Linked DNA regions of Homo sapiens: region 1 is linked to region 2. Evidence: chromatin loops called from intact Hi-C (ENCODE). Cell type or tissue: HCT116. All regions are shown on one strand. Links, peaks and the distances in the headings refer to the core of each region. The heading gives the core; the rest is flanking DNA.

Region 1 (15,606 bases), core at 3,081-11,080, 140 kb after region 2:
ACACCGCTGAGCATGGCTCCGTAGATGTGCTCATATTCCACCTCCCTGCTTACCTGTGACCATTTCCTCCCAGGCACCACCTCCCTCAGCACACACTCCCGGTAGCTGGAGGGGCCTTGGCCATCCTCTCACATCTCACTCACCCTTCCCCAGGAGCTCCTTGGACTGGTTAGAGTGGAGGTTCTTGGCTTTAATCAGCACCACCAGGAGGCGGTTGGCAGCCGGGAGGTAGCTGATGGATAGTAGGACCTCTCCAGCTCCTGCAGATGGCTCCTGAAACAGAAAAGGAGATGCAGGAGGGGAGTCTCACCTGGGGACGCCTTCCAACCCATCAACAAATGCTGAAGCTGGAACCATGCTGGATTTGCATCCAACACGCATCCTTGAAACCATTTACCCGTCAATGCTGGGGTGTCCACCCTTGCAGAAGAGAGCAAGGCACAGAGGAATTCCATGCGGCATGCGCTTCAATAGCAGTTTCTTTGTTTGCCTCAAAATGTGATTTTTCATATACCATATACTCAAATCCAACATACAAAACAGAACAAAGAAAGGCTACTCAGAATGCAGCAGCGGGGAGGAGGCCAGAATTCCCCATTACCCTTCACCTTCTGCCACCCCCAAGCTCCTGGGACACCTCTGTCCTCTAGGGCCTCAGAGAACAGTTTCAGAATCCCTGCATGGACCCATCAGGTTCCTGGGGCAGCGGGAGAATTGTAATTCATTACTATGTTTGAAAAGATAGTTCTTTCCAGCTCCAGGAGGTTGCTTCATCAACAGAATGACAAGTAATGTCAATGAAGTGCTGGGGTGTATGATGGTAGATCATGCCCAGAGGCAACTGGCAATAACCACACCTTGAAGGAGGTGCTGATGCCCCTGTGAGGCATCCAAACAAACACATCTATCCCTGCACGCAGCTTTAGAGTAACTCTCCTGAAATTCGTACAGGAGTTTATTTGGAATTTCAACAAATCCGTCAAGGGACAAGAATGACCGAAAGACCCCTCCTAGGAGGTGGGTGTTTGGTTGCAATCCAAGCTCTGGGGAGACCTGGCAGGAAAGAGAAGGGAGTGTGTGGGCAGGGATCAGCTGAAGGTCAGAAGTCTCCTCTGTTGAGCAGGAAGAAGATGCCCTTCCCTCGAAATCCCAAGGAAGAGGCAGATGTGTGGCCTGCTGTGCCAAGATGGAGTGGGGAGTGGGAGTGGGGGAAGGCCCCATGGAAGCTTGTCCCTCCAGATGTCACAGCTTTCAGTCCTGTGGCCCTTCCCTCCAGCTTTGTCCCTCTTTCCCAGCTGTGCAATGAGGGTAATTCAATGAGGTCTGGTACCAGGCTGGAGCCCTGGCTAACAGCCACCGTGACTCCCTAAGCTTCCTCCCCTTCTGTCACACCCAGGATGTCTGTTCATCCATCCTGGACCAGGCACTCAGAAGGGTTGAAATCGGTTTTTCTTTGCTCACTGTGGCCTCTAGTGGATTCATTCATTCAGCAAGCATATGCAATGCACCTACTATATTCCAGATGCCATAATTAAAGCCATGAACTAAACAGAATCAGTCTCAAAGAAGCTTGCAGTCACATGGGGAAGACAGAAAGGAAGTGATTAAATATATAACATCGGGCAGCATTAAATGCTATGAAGAAATATAGATATCAGAGGATGAAGTGAGAAAATGCATATAGCAAGTTCTTAGTAAAGGTCATAAATTACAATTCTAATGACAACAGTCAAAACAACAATTATTAATAACCCAGAATAAGAGTAATGCTGAGAGCATAGACTCTAAACCAGATTAACTGTGTCTGAGTTCCAATCCTACCATTTACTACCTCTATGACCTTGGGTAAGTTACTTAACTTTTCTAAGCCTCCATTTCTGCATGACCCCAATGATTCCACAAGTCTTGAGGGACTGGTCATATGAAGAAATGATTTGGGAGCCTCAAAGGATCTTGGCAATGAAATGAATGGTAGCAGCTAACATTTATTAAACACTGTGTGTGAAGTGCAATTACATTGTCCATCCCACTAGAAAGTAAGCTCCACTGTGGCCTCCATTCACACTATGCAACTCCAGCACCTGGGACACAGTGGGCACACAATAAACATTTGTGAAAAAAGGGTAACACATTCCATTTATAATCTTGATGACAACCTCAAGAGGGCTACTGATTTTGTTCCCATTTTAAGCACAAGAACCTCAGATTCAGAAAGGGAACATCATTGCCAGAGGTCATGTAGGCAGGAAGTGGCAAAACCAAGCCTTGGAAAGGAGGTCCAGTCTGACAGCAAAACTTAAGTCCTGAATCCATGGCTCTCCAGCTTTCTCAGTTGACAGCCCTCCCTAACCCTCTCATTTCACAGTGAAGGAACTGAGGCCCAGGGACTTGTACCAGGCACCCAGAGAGGTGACTGCAGAGTTGGGATGGGCACCAGCCTCCTGGCTCATCACTGATTATTAGAGGGCCACAGGTAGCCCGGGCTATAGCCACAGGGTTACCAGACTTGAGTCCTCTGCTACCTACAGACCAGGTGAGAGGAGTCAGCACCTGTCAGCCTCTGCAGGGCTTTTCACTTTTGCATAGGGTGAGGTCTAACTAGCCTAGCCGGCTGCACCATAGCCAGACAATTTCAACACCTGCTCCCTGGGCACTGCTGCTGAAAGTACCTGCAGACTAAAGTAATCCTTTCTTTCTTCTTCCTTTCCCTGGTTTTCCCTGCCCCTCTCTTTCTCTCAGGTCTTAGTGAACCATGCAAGACTACCCTTGGAGGCTAATATCCAGAATCTACAAAGAAATTAAACAAATTTACAAGAAAAAAAACAAACAGCCCCATCAAAAAGTGGGCAAAGGATATGAACAGACACTTCTCAAAAGAAGACATTTATGCAGCCAACAGACATATGAAAAAATGCTCATCATCACTGCTTATCAGAGAAATGCAAATCAAAACCACAATGAGATACCATCTCACGCCAGTTAGAATGGCGATCATTAAAGTCAGGAAACAACAGAAGCTGGAGAGGATGTGGAGAAAAAGGAATGCTTTTACACTGTTGGTGGGACTGTAAACTAGTTCAACCATTGTGGAAGACAGTGTGGCAATTCCTCAAGGATCTAGAACTAGAAATACCATTTGACCCAGCCATCCCATTACTGGGTATATACCCAAAGGATTATAAATCATGCTACTATAAAGACACATACACACATATGTTTATTGCAGCACTATTCACAATAGCAGACTTGGAACCAACCCAAATGTCCATCAATGATAGACTGAATAAAGAATATGTGGCCCATATACAGCACGGAATACTATGCAGCCATAAAAAAGGAATGAGATCATGTCCTTTGCAGGGATATGGATGAAGCTGGAAACTATCATTCTCAGCAAACTAATACAGGAACTGAAAACCAAACACCACATGTTCTCACTCTTAGGTGGGAATTGAACAATGAGATCACTTGGACACAGGGAGGGGAACATCACACACCAGGGCATGTCAGGGGTGGGGGCCTGGGGGAGGGATAGCATTAGGAGAAATACCTAATGTAGATGACTAGTTGATGAGCGCAGCAAACCAACATGGCACATGTGTACCTATGTAACAAACCTACACGTTCTGCACATGTATCCTAGAACTTAAAATATAATAATAATAATCAAAGACTGCTCTTGGAGTGGATTGCCCTGTGAGTCACTCTTGATGCACATGGCACTTTTGGCTGAGTATCTTCCAGCTAGAACTGGGCACCGTGGGCAAGTCTGTTAACCCATCTGGCCTAGAGAAGAAAAACATCTGGGCTGCAATGACTGAGGGCTCCACTCACCTTGTTCAAATCAGCCCACACCCTCTAGCTGGGGCGAGGGGCTGCCTGGCCTGGACTTCCAGCTTTCTCCTGCCCTATACACCCAGAAAGTCACCTCCTACTTCTGACTCCATGCCACCCTCTGAGGTTGTTCACATTTGTAGTAAACAGGTCAGTGATCAAAGTGGTTGTGAGTACATATTTGCAGAACAGAAACAGCTACAGAAAGTATGATAATTATTAGGATGGATGAGCTGCAAGGTCAGGGCTTCATCTTAATTACTGTTGCTATGTCCCCAGCTCTTGGCACAGCGCCTGGCACATGGTAGAAACTGGGCAAGGTATTTGCAGAATGAATGAATGAGTGAATGATGGCTGCTCTTCTAGAGGGCAGTGAGAGAAGCTGCTAGGTGCCTGAGACTTCTGCCTAGATTGGCTGGATTTCTGCCCTTTGGGGCTGTACCAAGTCTCAGAGCCCAGCAGGGGAGTCTCTGCATCTCGAGAGAAAGCTAGTTTACTAGTTTAATAATCCTAAGTATTGATGCCTTCTCCCAGGATCCCCATCTGTGATTCCACAGAAGTCCCAAATCACACACTAATTAGAGAGTGGGCTTTGGAACAGCTGAGTTCCATCTGAGAGTGGCTGTGATTTTTCTAACAATTTTCTGAGCCTGGGAAAGAGGAAAAAATGGAGCAAGGAGGAAATCATAGCAAAAAGAGGAGCAGACAGCGGGTGAAACGTACTCTTCCCTCCTGCAGTCTGGGTGTCTATTAGGAAAGGTGCCTGCTGGTCACACCTCATATTTGTCAGGTGGCTTTCATGGCAGGTAATGAGATAGCACAGGATTTCGAGTCAGACCAACCCGGCCTCAAGGTCTGCCATTTCCTGGCTGTGGGACCCTGTGTGGATTCCTGAACTGCTATGACCCTGTTTCCTCATCTGTAAGAGGGATAGTCATGGTGTCTCTCTCATCTGGTTGATTTGGAGAGTGGCAGCACTCAGGTAGAGTCCTAAGCATAGTAACTGATGGTGAGCATTAAAAAATAGTACCCTTGGCCGGGTGCAGTGACTCATGCCTGTAATCCCAGGACTTTGGGAGGCTGAGGTGGGGTAGATCACAAGGTCAGGAGATCAAGACCATCCTGGCCAACATGGTGAAACCCTGTCTCTACTAAAAATACAAAAATTAGCTGGGCGTGGTGGCGTGTGGCTGTAATCCCAGCTACTCAGGAGGCTGAGGCACGAGAATCGCTTGAACCCAGGAGGCAGAGGTTGCAGTGAGCCGAGATCGCGCCACTGCACTCCAGCCTGGCAACAGAGCGAGACTCTGTCTAAAAAAAAAAAAAAAAAAAAAAAATAGTGCCCTAATCAGTATTTTGCTTTTTGCTTTAGCATGAGGGTTGTCAAACATTTTCTGGAAAGGGGCTAATATAATAACACCTATTTGGGGCTATGCAGGTTATACAGTCTTTAGATCAGTATAGCACTGCCAATCTGGTTGAGAGACTAGTCACCCAGAAGGTTTCCTCAAGGAACCACAGTGCAGGCCCTTAGATGAGCTTTGACCCAGGGGCCTAAGTAACTACATACCATCTTGTAGCCCTGACCTTCCCAGATCCCCTTGCTGTCCTGGCGCATGGGAAACAATGATTTTCTCCCCAAGGGTCCCCTCTCTTGAGGGCTGTGGCATCTCAGAAGACCCTTCTTTCCCACTTGTGGCCCCCCAACAGCAGATATGGGGAAATCATCTTGAGTCTGGGGATTGCATGGACCACCGGGCTCTGGGCCTGCCCCCAGCCCTGATTGCTCCTTCAGAGCCTAGCACACGGGGCCTTCTAGAATTCTTTATCAGAGCACATTGGTTAGGTCTCTCTTACATGGCTCAGGGTGGAACACATCAAATATCGTCATCATTTGTCTGTGCCAATTTGTCCCCTAGTCTGTACACTCCTGAGTGGTGGGGCTCCACCCTTCATGCTCACCTACACAAACGGAGGAAGGTAGAGTGTCCTGCAGTGTCTGCCACATCGTAGGAGCACACAGAGTATAACTGGATTGAAATGGGGACAGTACTTCATAGCAGTAAAGGTAATACACACAGCATGGCATTTTCCATGACGGCAGAGAGAGTCTTTGCATGGCAAGTTAGAGCCAAGACTAGGAGCAGACACTAGGAATCCCAGATCCTGGGCTATGGGTCTCCTCTAGCCCTCTGCCCCATTCAAGATTCCAACCTCCCTTCCAGCCCCAAGCCAGGGAGGTCTCTGAGGCTTGTTCCCTAAGACTGAGTTGCTGGGAGGACACCAGGTTCTGCCATCCCATGCTGCACGGGCAGGTTTTACCTTTCTAACCCAGGGGTTACCCTACCTTCGCTGAAGTCTTCAGCTCGCCCCACTGGGCAGCCCCTAGAGGCACAGATGTCCCGTCCAGGCCCAGGCGGAGCTCCCCGGCCACGCTGTGACGGGAGAAGCGGTCGCAGGTCCTCAAGGTCAGCGTCAGGGTGGCTGTGGGGAGCTCCTCCTCCGCCAGGGGGAGCACCAGGCCCTCCTCCCAGGTGGTGTGCAGCTGCCGCTTCTTTAGGGCTGTCTGAGCCTCCACAGAGCCGGTCCTATTGGCCACACTCCCTTGGACGTAGCAGTCACAGCCTCCGTCGTGGTTGCTGGTCACAGCTGCAGGCAAGGAGAACAACACAGGCGTGGGACTTTCTGAGGACAAGTGGAGGGGGCAGAAGCACGCCTTGCTTAGGGCTGTGGAATCCAGCTTAACGACGTGACCTTGGGTGTCAGAAAGGCTGACCACCCTGGGCACCAGGGAATCGCCTTTCAGTGAGACATTTAGAAATAGATCATTTGAGGGGGCTGGCCTCAGCACATGCCGATTCTCTTTCTTGGAGAGCAGGGACAAGACTTGGCATTTCCTGGAGCCCTCTGAACTCCGGATTCTGAAATTTTGCCAAGGTGCCAAGGCTTGCTGCTGGGGGCCTTTATTAGTGGTGCTGCTGACATGTAACCATTTGTTCTGAACTTTAAATAGTCACCACATAACCATTTTCCATGAGAATCACTTGGCTCTTACCTCATGAGTGAGTGTGGCTTTATGTTCTGAACCTTGGTGTTTTCAATGCTTCACAATGTGTGGCTCTGCCCAGAAATGTACACCTTGGGTACTTTTCTGACTGGCTCTTCAGGGATCGTTTGGAAAGTGGTAGCTGACATTTCACAAGAAGAGAAGATGAAGAACTGAGGCTATGTGTCTTAACAGCAAGAGCTTTCCACTGAACTTCAAGGGACTGCTTAGTCCTGGCTCTGTCACCAGTTAGATGCAGTGATCTTTGACAAGTCATATGACTTGCCAGACCTCAGTTTCCTAATCTGTAAAATGCGCTAGTGTGAAGACCAAACATAATAAAGTATAGGAGGAAGGTGCTTTAAAATCTTAAAAGATAATACAAGGAAAAAGCCTCAGAAAATAGAATTATATACAAAATTCCAATTTATCTGACCCCATTGCTAGCCCTGATTCCTTTGCAAAGTCTTAGCTTTAGTTGCTGACCTTAAAGTGAATTGTCAGGGCAGAGAAACCAAGGACATCCTGCCACCCTCAGGCCGCTTGGCTCTTAGATTGTAGAAACTTTTCTGACCATTCGGAACATGCTGTGTGTCCAGCACAAAGCCCTGTCCAATTTCAAATTCATCTATGGCAGAGACGACTAGTTCTTCACCCCAAACTCATTGCCTTTCCTTCCGGGGCACCTGTCGGCCCACATTTCCCAGCCCACTTTGCAGTTGAGTGTGCTCATGTGACTGAGCTACGGCCAATGGGATGCAAGCGGAAGTGACGTCCACCAAGTCCAGGTAAAGGCTGTTAAGGAATGATTACGCCCTCTCCTTCTCTTTCTCCTTCCATCTGCCAGATACAGATGGCAAGGATACAAATGACAAGGAGAGGGGGGTTATGGAGCCACAGCTGGAAGGAGTCTGGTCCTTGAATCACCATTTGGAGAAAAAACGTTTGTCAACCAGGAATCCCCACTTTGGACTGTTGGGGTTGGGAGTGTGGGAAATCTTTGTGTCTAAGCTCCATGTGTTCCAGGGTCTGGTTGTTAGAGTCCTAATCCAGTGCTCTCTCCAGCTGCAGATGATCCCATCCTGCCTGCACAGCTTCTCCAGGGGAGATAGACACACAGAAGCCCACGAGAGTCAAATAAGAGCCATACCTTCCAGGCGAGTCACAAACAATTCTGCCTTCTGACAGTCATAGTCCAGGCAGTAGTGGAGTTTGGGGGCCTGGTTCCAACTGGCAGCCTTCTCTGGGTTCCAGGTCTCCATGACACAGACATCCTCCACCACACCTGTTAAGAAAGTCGAAATCGTCACTGCCACCCACACTGGGGTTCTGCTTTCCTGATTACACCTTTCTCATCTCTATCACCTATGCCAGGAACCCAAACCCAAGTCTTCCCAGCTGTGTGCAGAATCACAGTGGCCACACCAAGACAACAGGTGGGGTCAATGTCACAGCCCATTAGGCTGCATCTGTGTCCACTGGCTCCCTCATCAACCACACAAAACAAAACAGAGACTACACAACAATCTACTCTCCCTGCTTTATGTTTTGTCTTTCTAAAACGCCTACATATTCTTTGGGTCAGGGACGATCATGTCTCTTCTTCCCATATCTTCCCCAGTGCCCAGCAGCAGCATAGTACACCTAAAGGTGCTGCACTCTTGATGTGGATGCTGATGAAAAGGAGAGTAGAAATAATAACAATATGTTTCGACGGGGCATGGTGGCTCATGCCTGTAACCCCAGCACTTCGAGAGGCCAAGGCAAGAAGACCACTTGAGCCCAGGAATTTGAGACCAGCCTGGGCCACATAGTGAGATCTCATGTCTACAAAAAATAAGCAAAAATTATCTGGGCATGGTGGCATGCACCTGTAGTCCTAGGTACTCAGGAGGCCGAGGTGAGAGGATCACTGGAGCCTGGGAGATTGAGGCTGCAGTGGCCCACGATCATGCCACTGAACTCCAGCCTGGGAGACAGAGCAAGACCCCATCTCAAAAAAAATGTGCCTGGGACCTTATCTCAAAAAAACAACAAAAAACCCAATATGTTTTTTGTTACCTCCTTTGTGCCAGGCTCTGAATTAAGCATTCTATGTGTGTTATTTTATCTACACTTTACAACTCCCCTACCAGACAGATAATAGTCTAGTCTCATTTTATAGATGAAGAAACCGAGGTTCATGGAGTTACAGCATGACCCATGCCACACAATAAGTGTATGAAAGGGCAGCAAATTAAACCCTTGACTCTGAAGCCCATGGTTTTAACCATGGCTCTTTATCCTCTCTCATAGTTGCACACATATGACTAGAAAGGGACTCCATTTTCCAGTGGAAAGTTGGCGGTCTGGGGGAGAAGTGGTATGGCAACATGTTGTCAGGAAGAAAGGACCATAATTCTGAGGCCCAGTGCCCATCTGCTTGGCCAGCGTCAAATGCCGGGGCACTCGGCCTCCTCATCAGGCCACACACAGCATCTACAGAGACATTGACAAGCCCCACTGGAGTGCTGCCCATGGAAGTGCAGGGGGCAGGAGACCCCTACCATTCTGAGGGAGGATGAACAGCTCCTCTGTGACCTGCCTCTTGAGGCGACTGTCATTCGGGGGTTGGGGGCTGGCAGGTGCAGTGGGCTCCTCCGTAGACCTCAGTGAATAGTCTGCATAGTTGATGACCTCTGGAGCCGTCACAGCTGGCCTGGGTCCATAGATGTCTGGGAACTTGAGGAGGGCACGGGGCTGAACAGGTTCCGTGGACTTTTTAACATTGAACTGCAAACACAAATTACTCTGATTAGTCCACAAAGGAGCCCTCTTGTCTGTTTCCCCCCATGGAAGGGAGAAACGGTGAACTGACCTGTTGTAGGATGCAGAGGGAGAGTTGTGGTTTCATTCTGCTCTGAAGAGCACAACCTAGGAAGGTCTAACATCATCTCCAAACCCACTCAAATCCACAATCCACTGAGATGTGGGCCTTGTTCATCCATACCTCCTCCATCCATCGGCCCATCCATCCTATGGCTGCGCCCATGGATATTGCCTGGACCTGCTGCAGGTGGTCCCCACTCTGCTGCTCTCATCTGCTCCCCTTGCCTCTTCCTTCTCCCTTCTCCCTTCCTCCCTCCTCTTCTCCACCTAATGGCTCAGAAATGCCAGTGGCTCCCACCACACAAAATCCAGACTCCTTGCAGCTTGCCTAGCTTGATCCTGCTCATCTCTCTGATATCGCCCCCAATCCTTCCTTTGCTCATCTCCAGTCACTGAGCTCCCTGCTTCTCAAACAGCTTGGGCTCTTTCCTTGGTCCAGCTTCCAGCCCCTAACTTTTCCTCCCAAACTGTCCACCCCTACCTCCACCTGTTTTTGCATGGCTGGCTCCATCTCACACCTGAAGTCTGAACCAAGGAGTCCATCTCTAACCTTACAATCTAAATTAAATCCCTCCCCCAAGCCTGTCCCTCCCTATCACCACATCCCACTCTTTGCTTCACAGCATCAATCTCACCCTATATTGTTTTGGTCATAGGCTGGCCTGTTTGTATTAAGACTCTCCCACTAGCATGTGAGATCTATGAGCACAGGAATTATGTCTTGTCTTGCTCCTGCCTAGATTAGCCTGGTCCAAAGCCCACTGCCCCTATGGCTCTCGATGTTTGTCCTGCCTTCAAATCTTTCCCCAGCAGAGCAGTCCCCATCGGAAATATTTATCATCTTATTACACACAGCAACTAGTCACCCTAGGAGAGACATGTATGACTTGCAAAATCAATTTCCCTTTGCACCTCCACCCCCAGTAAGAGTGTCACTGGGCATCAAGTTGCTGTGTCCCTTGTGCCTAGCATGGTGTCAGCTCACAGGGAGCATGCAATCAATACCTGTGACTAGGGCTGCCATATTGAATGGTTTGTGCACTGCACAAAAATCTCTGGATGAGGACAGAGTAGAAGCCAAAATGTAGCCTGTGTACCACTTGCCCAATTGTGTGCTCTAGGCTAGGCCCTTTTCGCTTGGAACGAAAGGGAATCTTTCTTTTCAAAAAGACCCACCTGCTTGTCAACCCTTAAGTATATGGGGCTCCTCACACAGCATCTACAGAGACATTGACAGGGATCTTCTGTCTTTCCCTCCTATTTGAGAGACTCAAAGTTGTATGACAGGTAGCAATAGGAGCCTTCCTGGTCCTCAGGATTGAAGGCCAGGTCTAGAGCTTAAACTGCTGGCACTCTGGGTGGGCAGCCCATAAAAAAGCCCTCAGGTTAAGACAGGCGGATCTGAAGACTGAGGTCTATGACTGAGTCTCCCAAGAAACCTCCTGCCCTCCATGCTAGCCCTCCTGGCCCTCCCATCTCCATGGCTGAAGCGAGTAGTGGGTGCAGATGGCTGGCAGCAGGACTCAGGCTGCCCTACCCAGTGGCAGCAGTGATCCTGCACTGTGTAGGGGAGGGAGTGGACGTGGTCTGGCAGGAGAGGCAGTTAACAGTTTACACTATTTCAAAAAGTTGTGTTTCTAATTTTTGTACCCTCTTTATTTAATTATCCCAGGATGAATCCTGGACATTCTGCCCTGGTTGAGACTCTGTCCCCAACCATTCCTGAAGGAGACCGGACCTAGGTGACAGGGGCATTCCTTAATTAGTTTCATCCATTGGACAAACAGAGGGGATGTGGATAAGAAGCTGCAGCAGGGCCCAAAGGGGCAGGAAGCAGGGGCCGGACTCTCGGGGACCTCTTGGACAACCACTTCCTGCCCCTGCATTTCCAAGTGTTTTCTTCTGAACTTCCCTAAAAGGTAGAGCTTACCCCTCTTGTACAGATAAGGAAACTGAGGCTCGGAGAGATAAGAAACCCTCAGTTCTTCTCTCAGAAACACTGCACAGTAGATTATAAGGTAACCCAAGCGAGGACCTGATTCTAGCCTGATCACCACTGAATGTGCCTGGCACGCATAGGCTCTAAAAGCATTTCTGACTTCGGTGGAGTGAAGTCACTTGGAATCATGCAGCTGGTGAGGGCAGCAGCAGAGTAAGCCTAGATCAGCCTGGCCCAAAGCCCACTGCCCCCATGGCTTTCGACATTTTTCCTGCCTCCAAATCTTTCCCCAGCACAGCAGTCCCCATCAAAAACATTTATCATTATCTTGTTACACACAGCAACCAGTCACCCTGGGAGGGACATGTATGATTTACAAAATCAGGTCCCCTTTGCACCTCCACCCCCACTGAGAGTGTCACTGGCATCAAGGAGGCTGGCTTCCAGTACCAACCCTGCCGCTGGAGCTGGGTCACTTTGGGCAGGTCATTTCACCTCTCTGGGCCGTCACCTTAAGTGACAAGTGATTTGCAGGCTATCCCACTCCACATTCTGAGTTGCTTTTTTAGGCTGCAAAGAGATGAGAGACACCATTGCTTTATTTTCAGGTATAGGTGAGTTAGGGATGATCACAAACAGGTGAAATAAATAAGTATATTTGGCCACTCTGGACCACAATACAGAAGCAGACGGGAGGCAGTATGTGTAAATAACACATGATGGCCAGTGCACAGTACATGCAGGGCACAATCAGGGGTGCCTGGGAGGCCGAGCTGGCCTTCAGGGAGGAGCCAGGGCATGACTGAGACCTTGAAAGAGAGGGGGATTTGGAAGGCAGAGGCGAAGACCGGGCTTGGGGGAGTAAAAGTCTGTGCTTCTGACAGCAGATGCTCAGGGTCCTTGGAGGAGACACACAGAGCGATGACTAATGTCCCCGTCTTTCTACCCTACACAAAGTCACCTCCACCTTCAATATCTCATATAACTCTGTATTACCTTCATCCTACTGTTTCACAATGAGGAAACTGAGGCTCAGGGAAGCTCACGATCATACAACTGACAAGTGGTATGTATCATCCAGCCTCCAGATGTTTTCACTTCAAATTTCTTGTCATTTCCATTGCCCTGCAGCTGCTTCTCAACACCACCCCCTTGCCCCCTGCAAAATCCCTGTCGGTCTTGCCACTGGATTCTAAATGGCAATCACAGCATCTCAGGGGCCCACCCACTGCCACTCCCTCCCATTCATCGGCACAAAAGCGTTCCCAGAGGCTGCTGGGCCTCAGCACACACCTGACTTAAAGTCACCCTCTACTGTCACTTGGTTGGGACCAGAACTAAGACTGTTTGGGTGGTCTGGGAAACATTTTTGTGTTTATATTTGGTTTCATCCCAATTCAATCGTCTGAGAAAAGGGCTGGGCTTCATTCCCAGTTTGATGCAATTTGGATGAATTTGCATTTTCAAGGGGGAAATAATCACTGGGCTCAGCTCTGAATGAAGTTCACTCTGTGTTGCCTCAAGTCTTGACACTCTGGCTCTGCCTTCCTCCCTCCTCAGTGGATCTCAATTTGTATGTCCCTGATAACCTCAGGAGCTTGTTACCAGAGCTTAAAATGCACCCCTAGAGCAAAAGATTGGGCATTTCTTGGTTGTCTACCAATATCCATTCCCTCTCCCATCTACCCGCCCTACACAACACCAGGTTGTCTAGGTTCCATCCCATCCCCAGCTCCCAGGAAGAGGTCAGATCCTTCCATTTCTTGGCATTATCTTGGTGACTGATTCCCAGGGGTTGGCACCAGTCCTGGGGAAACCAACCCAGATGGAAGGGAGGGACTTGGATTCCACAGTAGTAGAAGTCCCCTCCTCCCTGGACAGGAAGCGGGTGGCCCTGCCTTGTGACTGCAAGGTGAGTCAGCCTTGGGGCAGCAGAGTGGAGAGACAGAAAGAACCTGTGTCCTTGATGGCAATGTCATTAAGCTGCTCAGCCAACCAATCCAGCAATCTGTCTTGCTTCTGCATTTCAAGTTACGTGAGTAGTACTGTTCTTATTGTTTAAGCCAGTTTGAATTGGGATTTTTGTGCCTTGCAGCCAAGAGCATCCCAAACTGATGCATTGCCTTTTTCAAGCATCACAGGAGATCATGACCCTGGTGTAGAGAAACTGGGCCTAGGGTAGAAAGAAACCCTCTTGAATCTCTGCATCCAGCCCAAGGCATCCTCATTTGCTGTTTATTCTTATCCCACTTTATCCTGTGTGGCAAATGGCTGGCTTTAGCTGGGAATGACTTACAGCCTTTGCCCAGGCCAAGAGCAGAGTCTGATGACAGCTACATGAGTCTTTTCAAGGAGCAAAAGCAGCAGCTGATTACCTATCTCCTTCTCTTGTGCAATCTTATTTATTGCATTTCAAACCTGGTTCCATCACATCTTTCAAATGCATCTATATTTGCACTTAAATAGCTGAAACTTCAGTGCCAGAGAAACAGAAAATAGGTTCAGGGGTTGAGAGAGGGAGCCTGGGAGAGGGTTCTAGGTGAAGAACAAGAATGTCTGGGGGAAGGAGGTGCTCAGGGTAGCAGGGCCCTAGAGAGAGACCTTGCTCCAGCCTTCCACCATGGGTGCAGGAGGGACAGGACTTAGAATCAGATATTCTCTGTCTACGTGTCCCTTGAAGCCCAGGAATAGAGCCTGGGAAGTATATCTGCAGGATGAATGAGGGAAGATTTCCAGTGGAGACAGGCATTCAACAATTAGAGGATGGGTGCACAGCTGTTCTTGGCATTGCATGCACATCTGGATAGAAGAATCACACCCTCAGATGTGCATCAGACCCCTCAAATGCCTCCTTAGATTCTCCGCCTCACCTGTCCCTGGGACCTTTGGCTGCTTGCTCCCCCCACTGTGTCCAACCAGCTGTCCATGGGCACAGCAACACAGGTCCTCACACTGGGCTCAAGCCATGCCCCTCTTGCCTTCTGCCCTGGGACTTCTCCATGCCTGCTGAGTTATGAGACACCAGGGACACTCTGTCCACTCAGAAGCAACCCAGATGTGCAGAGAGTTAAAGCTCCATAGGGGAACTCAGCAACAAAAACCCAAACAACCTGATTCAAAATGAGCAAAGGATTTAAATAGACACTTCTCCAAAGAAGATATGCAAATGGCCAATAAGCACATGAAAAGATGCTCATCATCACTAATCACCAGAGAAATGCCATTAAAACTACAGTGAGATACCACCTCACACCCATTAGGATGGCTACTATCAACAAAACAGAAAATAACAAACATTGGTGAGGATGTGAAGAAATCGGAATTCTGTGCACTGCTGGTGGGAATGTAAAATGTATCACTGCTGTGGAAAACAGTATAGTATTTTCTTAAAAAATGAAAAATAGCCTGTAATCCCAGCACTTTGGGAAGCTGAGGCGGGTAGATCACTAGGTCAGGAGATCGAGACCATCCTGGCTAACACGGTGAAACCCCGTCTCTACTAAAAACACACACACACAAAAATTAGCTGGACATGGTGGCAGGCGCCTGTAATCCCAGCTACTTGGGAGGCTAAGGCAGAAGAATGGCGTGAACCCAGAAGGCGGAGGTTGCAGTGAGCTGAGATCGCGCCACTGCACTCCAGCCTGGGTGTAGAGCGAGACTCCGTCTAAAAAAAAAAAGAAAAGAAAACAAAAGGAAAGAAAAATAGCCAGCCACGGTGACTCATGCCTATAATCCCAGCACTTTGGGAGGCCAAATCAGGTGACTTACTTGAGGTCAGGAGTTCCAGACCAGCCTGGCCAACATGGCAAAACCCCATCTCTACCAAAAATACAAAAATCAGCCCGGGCTTTGTGGTGCACACCTGTATCACAGCTACTTGGGAGGCTGAGGCAGGAGAATCGCTTGAACCCGGGAG
Region 2 (15,606 bases), core at 4,883-12,882:
GGCCACAGAAGGTGGTGCCTGGCCCATTGCACAGGGGCAGCCAAGGTAATCAGTTCAATGCCAGAGCAGTCAGGGAAGGCTTCCTGGGAATGGCAGCAATTGGGCTGGGCTTGCCAAGCTGATTAGTGTGAACTGGTCGACCGAGGAAGGGAGAGCAGGCCTGATGTACAGAAGAGCAGATGCAGAGAGACAGGCAGGACTGTTTACCCTGGAGGGGGAAGGCCCACTCACTGTGTGGGCAGGAAGCTGACTCAGAGTGTGATGAGAGTAACAGAGAACCCAAGTCTCTCTACTCCCAGCCCAGTGCTCATATAATCGTGAGCCCTAGCCTTGCATTTTCATTCTCTTGTCTGGTCATCACTGGACAGTTGCCTCTGCCATGTCTACTGGACAGGACTCAGGATGGTCACCAGCAGCTTTCCCCTGCATCCCTCCCCAAAGCCCAGAAACCCTGACCACCCCGCCGGGCCTGCCTCCTCCCCGGCCTTGGAGCCCAACCTGGACTCTGCAGTTGGTCCTTTGGCGCCATCTGATGGTAGACATATGAAACTACAGCAAATGGGGGGACTGGTGAAGGAGGAAAAGTTGGAGGAGGAAGAGGAGGAAGATGAGAGGGAGATGAGGAAAGAGGAAGAGGAAATAACTTGTATAGCCTATATGGATCACCATGTGCTTTGGTAGAGACAGAAAAATCTAGGCCCTACCGTTTTGCAGCTTTGTGACTTTGAGCAGTTCACAGTTCCTCCCTGAGCCTCAGTTTCCCCATCTGTAAAACCAGGAAAAATAACCCAAACTTAAGTGTTAACCTTTGGCAGGGTATTGACCAAGAGGGAGCTTGAGGGGGCCTTTGAGGGTGTCAGAAATACTTCTGTCTTGATGGTCACACGGTTTTAAAAAGTCATTGAGTTGTACACAAAGTTTGTGTACTTTACTGTATATATAATATATACATTATATGTAATACTATATATAGTATATATAATATAAACATATAATATATAACATATATATTATATATAAATTATATATATAAAAATTATACCTCAACAAGAAAGGAAGCAATAACACTAATCTACCTTTAACGGTGAAAACCAAGAGAAATCATGTAAGAAAGGGGCTTAGCTCAGGGCCTGGCACCAAGTCAGGATGCATTGAGGGCGATGGTTATCCCTGCTGTCACTCAGCACTTTCAAATATAGCTGTGCTTTATTTTGCAATGACCCTGTAAGTTGACTTACTTTTTATAGCTGAGGGATTGAGGCTTGGTGAAAACTTGCTCTAGATGATCTAATTCCGTGCCCTAGACTTTTTCGCCTGGGCATAGCCCTCAAGCTAGGATAGGCTGAGCAGGGCCCAGGGCAACAGAGCTGTGTGGACAGGCTAGCCCTCAAGGGCCACTGCACCTGGCAAAGCACAAGACCAAAATGTTGTCCACTTGTTCCCAGGAGACCTGGCTCTTCCAGGTGATGAGGCACCAGAGGAACTTCTCTCAAGAAAGCAGGCATCAGCTGGCCAGAAGGAGTAAGGGCAGAAGAAGGCAGCAGGGCAGCACAGGGCACAGGGCTGGACAGGCAGATCTGGGTCTGAATTCAGGATCCTCTGGATGAAAGGGGGCAAGCTGCTTCTCATCCATGGGGGTCGGGTTTCTCATCTGCAAAATGGGGACGAGGACACGTGCCCTTCCTGCTGCTCAAGGTTGCTGTGATAGCTGAGTGAGACCATGGAGTGAAGACTCTGGTCCTCCTACTGACCTTACAGGATGGGCAAGAGCCTCTCCATTTTGCAGATGAGGAAACTGAGGCACAGACACTTCAGACCCCACCCAGCTATGACCCATCTCCCACCTGGGACCTCAGCCCCAAGGTGACTCATGGCAGAAACACAGCCCAGGGAAGAGGAACAAAGGTTTTGGGGGGAGGTGGCCTAAAACCTGCCCAGAAACCTCAGTGCTGCAGATGACACAGAACCACCAATACGGCTAAAGGGACTGGGTGGGGCACTTTAGAAAAGCAATAGGAATATCATCCCAGCCCTGAGGTTAATTCAGATCGGGGACCCAGAGTTGGGTTCTCGATGCCTTGTGATGTCCAAGCAGCTTCCCAGGCCTCCTTCCTTCACGGAGCTCCTGGGACCATCTCCTCCTCCTGCATCCTGGACAGGGGTCATGTAATTCCACCCCATTCCCATCACGGGGCCAGTGGCCCCATGTCTTAGTCTGCTTGGGCAGCTATAACAAAAATACCATAATCTAGGTGGTTTACAAAGAGCAAACATGTATTTCTTATAGTTCTGGGAGCTGGGAAGTCCAAGATCAAGGTGCCCCAGATTTGGTGTCTGGTGAAGACCCACTTTCTCATGTACAGATGGCACTTCTTGCTGTATCTTCACAGAGTATAAGTGATGAAAGAGCTCCCTCAGACCTATTTAATAAGGGCACTAATCCCAGTCAACTGTCCTCATGGCCTAATTGCCTCCTCAATGCCCCACCTCCTAATACCATCACATCGGTGATTAGGTTTCAATGTGGGAATTTGAGGAGTACACATTCAGACCATAGCACCCCATGACCTACCTAAGGCCACCCAACTGGTCATAGCCACCAGGTGCTGCAAAAGCCTTGAGCTCATCTAGTGAGAACCCTCATCTATCAGAGAGGGAAAGGGCTTGTCTGAGGCTGCACAGCAGAGCTGGGACTGGAAGCCAGACCTCTGCACACCAGGCCTCGAGGGGAACCACAGGTGCTCAGGCCTTCTGAAAGCCACCTCATCACTGTGAGAGGGCCTCAGCCTCCACTGCTACAGCTGACTCTGCAGCCCCTCCCTCCAGCCGTGGTGACAGCAGAGCCATGGAAGCAGCTGGGCCTCCCAGTCCAGGCCCCTCTGGGATTGCCCTTCCCAACAGCTTGGCATGGCCCTGGCCCGCCACCTGGTGGCCACAACAACAATTGCCAGGACGTAGCCTCAGGCTCTGATCCCACCTCCCTCTCCCTGGGGGCAGCCTCTGCTACAAGGCAGTGGAGGAGCCCATGGCTCTTCCCAGAAGCCCTCTGCTCTAGTGGGCAGCATTTCTGAGACCCCTACAAAGTGCTTGGTGCTAAGCCCCAGGGCCACAGAGGCCTCTCCAGGGGTGAGGGTCACACATCTCTGAGACCATGAAGTCAGGCTGGACCGACCCTTCTAACATGATTTCCTTTAGGCAACAAAGAGTTCCTGGCACCGAGAAGGCTTTTACTTTGCAAACTCAAATGTGCAAGAAATCATCCGTTTTCACATTTGCTTTCAAATTTTCTCTCCAGTTCCTCCTCCTGGGCTCACCCACGCCTGAACTTCCCCCACCTGAGAGAGCACAGATGACAGCAAGTGTCCGTGGCCCCAGAGGGAAGGAAAGGGCCTCTGGGGTCACTGCAGTCCCTCTGGCCTCAAGCCCAGGCTGGCCATGTCTGTAGAGGTAGGAGGTCCCAAGCTCCTGCGCTTCCAGGGGCTCAGCAGTTTACACCCCGTTGGCAGCCCCAGCTTAAGGTGCAGGCTCCCTCGCAAGCCACACAGCCGTTCTCGTTGGAGGCCCTGCCACCTCTTGGGGTGCAGGGATTGGTTTCCTGTCACCCATGGGTCCCACCACCCTCAGGGCCCTTTATAGGCTGGGGTGATTTTTGCTTTCTTTGCTGGTTCTCTCACGAGCTAGATGTTCTAGTTATACTGCTATGCTACAAACCACCCCAAAATTGAGCACATAAGACAGCCATTTTATTATAGCCATGGATTCTGTGGGTCAGAAATTTGGAAAGGGCATCATGGAGACAGTTTACCTCTGCCCATAATGCCTGAGGCGCCGGCTGGAAGATTAAGGCTGGGGTGACTTGACGGTGGTGGCAGGAACCCTCTGGTGGGCATCCTCACGTGCAGGTCTGAGGCCGACACGGGCTGCCACCTGGGACACTGACCCATCTGCTCCACTCCACGTGGTCTGTGAGTTCTTTTTAGCACAGCAACTGGGTTCTAAGAGTGGATGTCGCAGGAGAGCAAGGCAGAAATGCGTGGCATTTTCTAGATCTAGCCTGGGAAGTTACAGAGCATCTTCTGCCATACTCTACTGGTCAAGGCAGTCACAAAAGTCTATGAATCAGAGATGTGGGGTGGAGTTGGGCTCAGATTGAGCACTGAGTGAAAAAGCTTCACTGCAAACAGGGATACCCCCAGAACAAAGTCCAGGCTTTGTGGGGAGGAGAAATGAAGCAGATCTGCTAAAGCCAAAAGATGGAGAACTGCTTCTGTCTGTGAGTGGGGTGGGTTGGCCAGCAATACCTGGGCTTCACAGGTCAGTATGGGGCTGGCTGAAGGCACCCACCTGGTGTTTAGGGGGCCCAGGGGCCTCCATAGAGCAAGATAAGTGCCACGTTAGCACACCAGGGTCACCAGGCAGCCAGGACAGGTGACTATCTCAGGGTCTGATGGAAGCTCAAAGTCCAGATGCTCTGCTCAGCCCACTCCCGGGCTCCACACTGGTCTCCACCATCTGTGTGACCTGGGCTGATGACATCTTCGAACTCCACTTTCTCACCTGCAAAACGGGGCTAATTATAGTTCAATGAGTCATAGCCCATTTCAGGGGCAAGTTCTAAATCAGTAAGGCAAAAATTAGGTACACACAAAACGACCCTTGAGAACCTCTTATGCTCCCCACCAGCATGGATACACATGGTTTTGTGTATACAGTTGTGAAGAGTAAGTCTAATGAATGTCAAATGTGGACAACTGATGAAGCAGAACAGAGGGTGGATGGGGTGCAGTGGGAAAGCCAAGAGGGAGGTCTGGACTTCTGTGCCATCTGCCTTTAAGGAAATGCCCATCTCTAGTTGAGTGGGGGACAGGGCAGGGGTAGGGGTGGGGTTCCTCTAAGCCTGTCAGGTTTGCTGACTGGCTTTTCCGTGTTGCTTTCACACCAATCCTCTGTAGTGTTAAATGAACTGATAGATTTGCGTGGCATTGTACAAATTAAACTAGTTAATATACATAAAGGCTCCAGCACAGTTCCTGGCATATAATAAGTGCTCAATAAATGTGGGTTGGATTTTTTTTTTTTTTTGTGAGACAGAGTCTCGCTCTGTCACCCAGGCTGGAGTGCAGTGGTGAGAGCTCAACTCATCGCAACCTCCAACTCCAGGGTACAAGTGATTCTCATGTCTCAGCCTCCCAAGTAGCTGGGACTACAGGTCTACACCACCATGCCTGGCTAACTTATTTTGTGTGTGTATTTTGTATTTTTAGTAGAGACAGGGTCTCACCATGTTGACTAGGCTGGTCTCAAACTCCTGGCCTTGGCCTCCCAAAGTGCTGGGATTACAAGCGTGAGCCACTGCACCCCGCCCTGGATTCATCTTAATCTCGCTTGATCAGACCCATGCACGTGGCTCATTTTCAGCCAGTGCTGCCATCCTGGTTGTTAAAATATCAGCATGTGTCCACTCCAGTTGGTAAATAGCTGCTGTCTAATTCCCCATGAGTGTGACCCGCTGCCCTGCTGCCCTGGCCTCTTACGTGGGATCCCCGTGTCTCCCCATGATGCAGCAGCTTGAGGGGTGGCCTTGGTCCAATTGGGCCCCTGGGACCTGCTCAAGTACCAGGCCAGGTCTGTTCTGACTGTTGGTCCCATGAGCTTCTGGGGTTAAATATTTCAAAGATCACTCCTGCCCATGTGCCCACTGCTCTGTGAAAAGCTGGAAGCAGCAGCCAGGCACTGCCTCCTGCACTCTCGGCTGGCATTTCCTGCTGGGGCCCACGGATCCCTTGCTCAGCCTGGGCTCTGGCTCCTGCCCTTGGACAGGATTCCAGAGGCAGGTGTGTCCTCATGGTGGGGCCTCACTCCCGAGTGAGGACGAGCTGCCTCCTTTCAGGGAATGTGGTGCCCAGAGGCACCAGGGGCCTCTCAGTGGCAGCTGTCTTTGAAGTCCTTGGACCCATTTCTCCCCAGCCCTGCCTGTAGCTATGTGGGGACCCAGGCCCAGTGCCACTCAGACTTTCTCAGCCTGCCCCTGAAATACCCACTAATGCCAACCAAGAATTAACACATGCACCCGCAGGCCAGGCAGCCTGCCTGAAGCAGCTGACACAAGTGTGAAATTTCTTTGAAGTCTTGGGTTTTGTCTCAAAAAATACACGCAGATTCTGCATTCTGCTCCATAATGTTTCCATTTTTGTTTAAATCTAAAAATAGGGCTTTAAATGACTTCCAGTGAAGAAAGTTGCCTCTCCAGGAAGATGTCGGGGCTTAGCCTGTGAGACTGTCAACACCCCTGGCCACAGGCCTCTGGGCACTCAAGGCTGGAAACCGAAAAATGTTGTCCCCGCCCCTCAGGAAAGGTTGAGTCTGACTTTTCACCTCTGACCTGTGCTTAGGCACCCTCTTTGGGTCACCTCCTATTTCTGTCCCTCTGAAACTGCAGTTGGCCCTGACCCAGAGTGGTGAGGAGTGGCGGTCTCTTGCTACTACAGGTAGGATGCAGGCTTGGCAATGCCAGTGGCCATGGTTCTACCCACCCCTGCCTTGAAAGGAAAATAGCACAGCTCAAGAAAAGGGACACCCAGAGACAGCAGTGCCCTGACAACATCACTCACTCTCCTTGACCCAGCATCACCTTGGATGTCGCAGGGCTATGTGACCAGAAATTCCTCATGTTGCCCCTAAACATGGTGAGGCCCTGTCTCTACCATGCACAGATGAAAAGAGTCCTAATTAATCAACTCTCCCTAGAAAGGAGACCACTCGGAGGAGCCCTACTCATTCTCAAAATATTCAGAGGCTATCCTGCGGAGGAGGGAGAGTATCTGTTCTCTGTGGCTCCACTGGGCCACAACCAAGACTGAGGTGTGGGAGATGGAACAGGGCAGATTTAGGATGGTGGGAGGAAGTGCTTTCTGAGTCAGATCTTTCCAGGGAAAGCAGGGCCTGCTTATCAGGTAGTGAGCTCCTGTCCCTAGGGGTATGTAAGTGTAAGCTGATAACCTTCTGGTAGCAAAAAGGTAGAAAGATTGAAGCACTAGATGGGGAAGGGTGGGCTTTTGTCTCTAAAATTCCTTCCCTTTCTGAGTCTCTGGTTCCATGATACTCTCTAAGCCCTGTTCAGGGATGTTTCCTCCCCATTCCAGTGTCCAGGGTTGCTCACAGTCACCACTCCTTTCAAAGCTGGAGGCACTGCAGCAGTGAGCAGGTGGGCATCTGTGCCCTGTGTGACCTGCTGATAGCATAGACGTGGTTATCAGCCCTCTATATGTCAGGATTCTGACTAGGAAAACTCAGTGACCCAAAGTGACCTTCATCCAAACCTCTCCTTTATTTCTGTAGTTTATACACTTTGCGTGCAAACACCCCTGGGAGGGACAGTACCTACACCTTTGGCAATGCTAAGCTTCACACAAAGAATTTTTCATCTCCTTTCTTGGATCGGGGTGGCTTTTATTTTTCTTCCAAGAACAACTAATCCTTATGCAGACCCAAGAAGTGGCAGCTAAGCTTCGGAGCCAGAAAAATGAGAGCCCTGAGTACATGCCCTTACAGAGATCTGGCTTGCCCACATGTCACCCCCAACCCTAATTGAACTCACCAGGAAAACGTAAAAGGGGGGTGGGGATGAGAGGTGGGGCATTTAGATAGCATTACAATTTTTCTAAAGGGCCAGGTAGGAGTTTGAGGAATTTCTTCTAAGCCAGTCACTGATGGGGCCAGGTAGGAGAAATACCCTGAAAGCAACATGCAGCCGGACCCAACTATCTGTGAGCTGGAACCGCCAAGGGGCTCTCCTCTGACCTGGGGGCTAAAGTGCCCAGAAAGAGGACAGGCCGCTGCTCTGGCCTCCCCGGCGCAACGACCTCACCAAACAAGGCCCCTTCAGGAGTGTCCTGGACCGGTGGCCACGAATTGCAAGGCCTCGCTTGCTCTATACAGGTTGTGCAGGACATAATCCAGGTGCGGGGTGCAAGGAGCTTCACATCCCATTCCCTCACCCATTTGTAAAGGTGTTACTTCATTTGTCCAGCAGATGGCAGTAAAGTATCCCAAACAAGAGGCGCCTTTCTTTGCGTTGCCCAGAAACCACTGGTTCTGCTCCTGGGTGGCAGAAAACTTGGAGAAGACAATCAGCTCTCCAGATTCCAATCTAAGAGTCAGATTCCCCCCTTACCCCCCTTTTTTTCTTTCTATTTCCACAACTATTTTTAATAAAAGCTTTACAGTTTTCGACGTCCAATGGTTCCCCGAGACTTACCATAAAACTCAGCTGCCACCTCCCCACCTCATCTCACCAGCTCTCTGGGACAGGCGACCACTTGCAACTCTGGGAGGTGTCTCTTCTGTTTTTAAATCTCCATAATTCTAAGCACTAGTTCTTGATTTCACCATTTTCGACACCATCTTTGACTTACTGTGATGGAAGATGAAGATTTATCTTTCTTACAATCCATCCCACCCTGTCCCTCCACCACTTCCCCTCCCATCTCTCTCCCAGCATGTCTCCCTATTTTTGGTTCTTGATATTTACTCGTCTTCTTTGCCATCTCTGGACTTACGGGGTGCCCTCTATGCCAAACGGCATTCCACCCAACATTGCTTCGGACCAACGAACCCATTTCACAGCGACAGGACAACAGGGACCTTGGGCCCGTGGAAATCGCTAGTCTTATCATGGACTCTCTCTCATCTGGAAGCAGCTGGCCCAACTGAAGGGTGGAATGGCCATGTGAACACTCAGTTAAGGTTCTGCTTGAGAGACAATGGCCTGAAAGGTTAAAGTTCTGTCTTACAGGATGAAGAATATGCTTTGATGAGGTGACCAGTAGAAGGTATGGTTCCTCCCACATCCACAATAACAGGGCCCCAAATCAGAGAGTGGGAGTGGCTTTCCTCACTATTACACCTAATAACCACATGCACTCGAACCCTCCGGGCTCTGTCGATTTGAAAGGTTTTGTTCCCGAGGGAGAAATGCTTCCATCGCGGAACACAACCAGGGGCCCATTGAGTTGGTCCATGAGACTGGACACTATGGGTGCCTCCTGCCACTGAACTGGCAACATGGGAGGAAGTCACTCTGCTGTGTGGCACATTTGATCCTGGTGATCAAATCAGGCTGATACTGTACAATGGGAGACTATGTCTAACACCCAGACAACTTTCTGAGTACCTCTTTTTTTAGCTTTAATTTTTATTGTAATAGTTTTTTGGGGTACAGGTGGTCTTTGATTACATGAATAACTTCTTTAGCAGTGATTTCTGAGATTTTAGTGCACCGGTCACCCAAGCAGTGTACACTGTACCCAATATGTAGTCTTTTATCCATTACCCTCCCAACCTTCCCCCACAAGTCCCCAAAGTCCCTTATATCATTCTAATGCCTTTGCATCCTCATAGCTTAGCTCCCACTTACAAGTGAGAACATACAATATTTGGCTCTCCATTCCCAAGTTACTTCACCTAGAATAATGGCCTCCAGCTCCAACCAAGTTGCTGCAAAAGACATTATTTCATTCTTATGGCTGAGTAATATTCCATGGTGTATATATAACACATTTTCTTATCCACTGGTTGGTTGATGGGCACTTAGGTTGGCTCCATAACTTTGCAATTGCAAATTGTGAGGCATAAATGGGTGTACAGGTGTTTTTTTCATATAATGATGTATTTTTCTTTGGGTAGACACCCAGTAGTGGGATTGCTAGATCAAATGGTAGTTCTACATTTAGCTCTTTAAGGAATCTCCATACTGTTTTCCATAGTGGTTGTACTAATTTACATTCTCACCAGCAACATAAACGTGTTCCCTTTTCATGACATCCATGCCAACACCTATTGTTTTTTGACTTTTTAATGATGGCCGTTCTTGGAAGAGTAAGGTGGTATCTCATTGTGGTTTGGATTTGCATTTCCCCGATGATTAGTGATGTTGAGCATTTTTTCGTATGTTTGTTGGCTCTTTGTATATATTCCTTTGAGAACTGTGTATTCATGTCCTTTGCCCACTTTTTGATGGGATTATTTGTGTGTGTGTGTGTGTGTGTGTTTCTTGCTAATTTGACTGCCTTGCAGATTCTGGATATGAGTCCTTTGCTGGATGCATAGTTTATGAATATTTTCTCCCACTCTGTGGGTTGTTTGTTTACTCTGCTGATTATTTCTTTTGCTGTGCAGAAGCTTTTTAGTTTAATTAGGTCCCATTCATTTATTTTTGTTTTTGTTGCATTTGTTTTGGGGGTCTTAGTCATGAATTCTTTGCCTAAGCCAATGTCTAGAAGAGTTTTTCTGATGTTATCTTCTAGAGATGTTATGGTTTCAGGTCTTGGATTTAAGTCTTTGATCCACCATGAATCGATTTTTGTATAAGGTGAGAAATGGAAATCCAGTTTCATTCTTCTACATGTGGCTTGCCAGTTTTCCCAGCACCATTTATTGAATACAGCGTCTTGTCCCCAGTTTACGTTTTTGTATGCTTTATCAAAGAGCAGTTGGCTGTACTTATTTGGCTTTATTTCCGGGTTCTCTATTCTGTTCCATTGGTCTACATGTGTGTTTTTATACCAGTACTACACTGTTTTGGTAACTATAGCCTTATAATATAGTTTGAAGTCGAGTAATGTGATGCTTCCAGATTTGTTCTTTTTGCTTAGTATTGCTTTGGTTATACAGGATTTTTTGGGTTCCACAATTTTAGGATTGTTTTTTCTAGTTCTGTGAAGAATGATTATGGTATTTTGATGGGAATTGCATTGAATCTGTAGATTGCTTTGGGCAGTATGGTCATCTTCACAATATTGATTCTTCCTATCCATGAGCATGGGATGTGTTTCCATTTGTTTGTGTTATCTATGATTTCTTTCAGCAGTGTTTTATAATTTTCCTTGTAGAGATCTTTCACCTCTTTGGTTAAGTATATTCCTAAATTATTTATTTATTTATTATTTTGCAGCTGTTGTAAAAGGGAGTGAGTTCATGATTGAATTTCAGCTTGGTTGTTGTTGGTGTATAAGAGTGCTACTGATTTGTGTGTGTGTGTGTGTGTGTGTGTGTGTGTGTGTGTTTTGTTTTTTTTTTTTTTTACAAAAAATCACATTGATTTTGTATCCTGAGGCTCTACTGGATTTGTTTATCAGATCTAGGAGCTTTTTGGATAAGTCTTTAGAGTTTTCTAGGTATACAGTCATATCATCAGTGAATAGTGAAAGTTTGACTTCCTCTTTTTCAATCTGGATGCCCTTTATTTCTTCCTCTTGTCTGGTTGCTCTGGCCAGGACTTCCAGTACTATGTTGAATAGAAGTGGTAAAAATGGGCATCCTTGTCCCAATTCTCAGGGGAAGTGCAATAGAACCACTCATGTCAAAGATGTTAGAATTAGCACAGGGAATTTAAAGCAGACTTTATAAATATGCTCAAGGACTTAAAGAACAAAAATGTTTATAATGAATGAATAGAGGGAAAATCACAGCAAAGAAGTGGAAACTCTAAACAAGAACCAAATAGAAATAGAAATTCTAGACTTGAAAAGTACCATATATGAAATTTAAAAAATTCACTGATATGCATAACAACAAACAAACTGGCAGAAGAGTCAATGAACTTGAAGCTTGATAAATAGAAAGTATCTAATCTGAAGTGGAAAAAGGTTTGAAATAAACTAAACAGGGTCTCAGAAATCTGTAAGATAATATTAGTTTCCTTAACACATGTCATTAAAGTCTTAGAAGGAGAGAAAATTGATACCAGAGCAGAAAAATTATTTGATAAACTGTCCCAAACTTGGTGAAAAACACAACTTATATACTCAATAAGCTCACTGAACCCCAAGAAAGATAAAAATAAAAGGAAGCAGTTCCTAGGCACATCATAGTCTAAAGATCAAAGAGAGAGAAAATCTTGAAAGCAGCCAATGAAAACAAAAACCAAACCAAAACAACCAAACACACAAAAAAACCATATCACACATAGAGGAACACTTGCATGAAGAATGAATGAGTTATCATCAGAGACAATAGAAGCCAGAACATAATGAAATACCATCTTTAATGTGCTGAAAGGGAAAAAAAAACTTAGAATTATATATCCAGAAAAAAATCCATAAACATGGGGAAACAAAGATATTTCAAATAAATGAAAATTGAGAAAACTCACTGCCAGTAGACCTGTTTCACAAGAAATACAAAAAGAAGTTCTTTAGGCTGAAGGGAGATTACACTGAAGGATACTCAGATTTACAGGAAGGAATGAAGAACATTAGAAATAGTACACATGTAAATCGTTATAAAGGAAAAAACTTTATTTCCTTAATCTAAAAAAGATATAATTATTTGGAGCAAAAATTATAACACGGTATTATGGAGCTCATAATGTATATAGCATGTGTGTGTGTGTGTGTGTGTATGTCTATATATATATAAAATAAAATTAACACAAAGCAAAGGTTCTTACTTTGATGTGAAGTGACAAAATATCTATGATAAGGTAAGGACTCATATTAAAATTGCTAGAGGAAATATTACAAATGCAAAGAGGTTTTGCTAATGCAAAGAGGTTTTGATAAAAAGTAATAGAGAAAAGGTTCTTTAAAAAATGTTTAACTCAAAAGAAAACAAAAAAGGAGGAAGACAGGAACAAAAGATTCAGGTGACAAATAGAAAATCAACAGCAAAATTGATAGGCCTATACTCAACTATGTCAATAATTATATTAAATATAAATGGATTAAACACTCTAGTTAAAAAGCAGAGCTTATCAGACTGAGCTAAAAGAGAAAGAACCAATTGTGTTCTCTATAAGAGGCACTCTTTCAATAGAAATATATAGTTAGGTTGAAGGTATAAGAAGACAAAAAGTTATATCATGCAAGCATTAGAAAGCTAGAGCAGGCCAGGTGTGGTGGCTCATGCCTATAATCCCAGCACTTTGGGAGGCTGACGGGGGTGGATCACCTGACGTCAGGAGTTCGAGATCAGCCTGGCCAACATGGTGAAACCCTGTCTCTACTAAAAATAGAAAAATCAGCTGGGTGTGGTGGCAGGTGCCTGTAATTCCAGCTACTTGGGAGGCTGAGGTAGGAGACTCACTTGAACCTGGGTGGTGGAGTTTACAGTGAGCCAAGATCATGCCATTGCACTCCAGCCTGGGTGACGAGTGAAACTCCATCTCAAAAAAAAAAAAAGAAAAAAAGAAAAAAAAAAGCTAGAGCAGTGATATTATTATCAGGTTAAACATGTTTTAAAACAATCAGTATCAGCTGAGATGAAGAACACTTTATCAGAAAGGCATGACAATTACAAACAATTACAAATATCAGAAAGGTGTAACAATTACATACAAATGTGTATGTGCCTAATAAATCACCTTCAATATACATAAAAAAGCAATCCTGACTAGACTAAAGGGAGAAATAGACAAAATGTACAGTCATGTTTGGAGACACTACAACCCCTGTCTCAGAAATTAACAGAACTAACTGACCAGAAATCAGTTAAGGTATAGAAGATTATGAATAACACTATAAAGTGCTTTGATTTAACACCATTTATAGAACACCACGTCAAACATCTCCAGAGTACATATTCTTTGCAAGTACATATAGAACATTCACCAAGACATACCACATACTAAGCTACAAAATAAGCCTTAAAATTTTTCAAAAGATTGAAACTTTACAGAGTATGTTCTCTGTCAACAATAGAATTAAGTTGGATAGCAATGACAATAAGGTATCTAGAAAATCCTCAGATAATTAGATATTAACATATCTTTAAATAACTCCTTGGTGAAAGTAGAAATCAGACAGAAAATTATAAAATATTTTGGACTGAATAATAACGAAAATATATCTCAAAATGAGTGAAGTGCAGCTAAAAGTGCTTAGAAATTTATAGCTAGAAATGTGAGAAAATAATTTTTTGTTGTTTAAGCCACCCAGTCTTTTGTACTTTGTTATGGCAGTCCTAGAAAACTAATATGATGTATCACACTTCAATAAGAATCAGGGCTCCTTGGACAAATGGCTGATTCTAGAACTGGGGAAGGAAATATATGACATGAGCCTGGAACATCTTGTAGCTCTAGAAAGTAGGGAAAGGCTCAAATGCAAGAAAGAAAAAAATACTCACAAATTGATGAGCTGTCAAAGGAGAACAGGAGTCCACTTAAAGAGTTCCCAATGCCTCCGGGTGCAATGGCTCACGCCTGTAATCCCAGCACTTTGGGAGGCCAAGGTGGGAGGATTACCTGAGGTCAGGAGTTCGAGACCAGCCTCACCAATATGGTGAAACCCTGTCTCTACTAAAAATACAAAAATTAGCTGGGTGTGGTGGTGTGCGTCTATAGTCCCAGCTACTTGGGAGGCTGAGACAGGAGAATTGCTTGAACCTGGGAGGCAGGTTGCAATGAGCCGAGATAATACCACTGCACTCCAGCCTGGGCAACAGAGTGAGATGAGACTCCATCTCAAAAAAAAAAAAAAAAAAAAAGAGTTCCCAGTGGCCAACGTGGAAATAATTTGAACAATAAAATTAATAAAGTTCCATTAGATGATAACCCAAAGCATAAAATAAATATCCATAAGTCCATACTGATATAAGTCACTGATGCAATAAATTCATAAATGGGAGAAGGCAGATAAATCTCTCATGCAGAAGAATTCCAAATAATTTATTTAAAGATGCTCAGCCCTCAAAGAGGAGAAGCAGGTTGAGTGTGGTGCTAATGCCTGTCATCCTAGCACTTTAGGAAGCTGAGGCTGCAGGACTGCCTGAGGACAGAAGTTTGAGACTAGCCTGAGCAACATAGCAAGAACCCTCCTCTACAAGAAAAAATATAATTAGACTGGTGTGGTGGCGTGCACCTGTACACCCAGCTACTCAAGAGGCTGAGGCTGGAGGATCACTTGAACCCAGGAGTCTAAGGCTTCAGTGATTCATGATCACAGCACTGCATTCCAGCCTGGGTGATAGAGCAAGATGCCATCTCAAAAAAAAAAAGTTAATTTAAAAAGAGGAGGAGCACAGCTCCCCACTCTTTAGGTATTGGCTGCAAATAGTGACTTCGTTCCGACGAGTACAGTATGGAAAGAAGGGAAAACGAGTAACTGTACTGTGGGAAAACCTGACCAACACTAACTCAGCCAGGTCTCTAAGGCCAACATTAACAGTTATAGATAATGTTGACAATATATATACTTGATATGATGTGGTGAAAATGGCACTTTAACTGTGATTTTCCACCCAATAAACCATAACCACAGTCATGACATTAAAAAAAAATTGAACAAATTCCAACAGTGGGACATCCTACAAAATGCCTGGCCAGAACACCTCAAAACTATCAAGATCATGAAAAAAAGAGAAGGAAAAGAAGTCTTTGAAATTGCCATAACCAAGAGGATCTTAAAGAGACTTGACAGTTAAATGCAATGTGGTATCCTGGATAAAATCCTAGAAAAGGAGAAAAACAACAAAACAAAAAACCAGGTGAAACCTAAAGAAATATGAATGAACTATGGACTTTAGTTAATCATAATGTATCAAAATATTGTTTGATTAACTGTAACAAATATAGTTATGTAGGATAATAGTTAGGAGAAATTGGTTAGG

What was found. A loop is a pair of places that touch in the nucleus more often than their neighbours do. Peaks named below come from ENCODE experiments on the same cell type or tissue, not always from the same donor. Only the 100,000 strongest peaks of a DNase experiment are listed, where the experiment ranks them.
Region 1: it touches region 2 in a loop (4-fold over the local background); 10 of 110 quality-filtered maps call a loop at or near these places.

What each region holds. Positions count from the first base shown.
Region 1 is chr11:45,246,240-45,261,845 of GRCh38, forward strand. It overlaps SYT13 (synaptotagmin 13), which reads right to left. Exons shown (of 6, transcript NM_020826.3): 2 at 9,427-9,652; 3 at 8,031-8,165; 4 at 6,182-6,483; 5 at 144-273. Among named protein-coding and RNA genes, the nearest start is that of SYT13, 32 kb to the right of the region's middle. In HCT116, for the core only: a CTCF peak has its summit at 6,323 (motif pointing right); a DNase peak (open chromatin) is centred at 6,382; H3K4me3 peaks cover 1,154 bases.
Region 2 is chr11:45,102,764-45,118,369 of GRCh38, forward strand. It overlaps LOC105376652 (a long non-coding RNA gene), which reads right to left. Exons shown (of 6, transcript XR_931241.3): 4 at 8,258-8,413; 5 at 4,345-4,557; 6 at 3,722-3,995. It also overlaps a transcript of PRDM11 not described here. Among named protein-coding and RNA genes, the nearest start is that of PRDM11, 36 kb to the right of the region's middle. RefSeq lists silencers at 295-589, 2,937-3,026 and an enhancer at 7,875-8,169. In HCT116, for the core only: a CTCF peak has its summit at 8,024 (motif pointing right); a DNase peak (open chromatin) is centred at 8,038.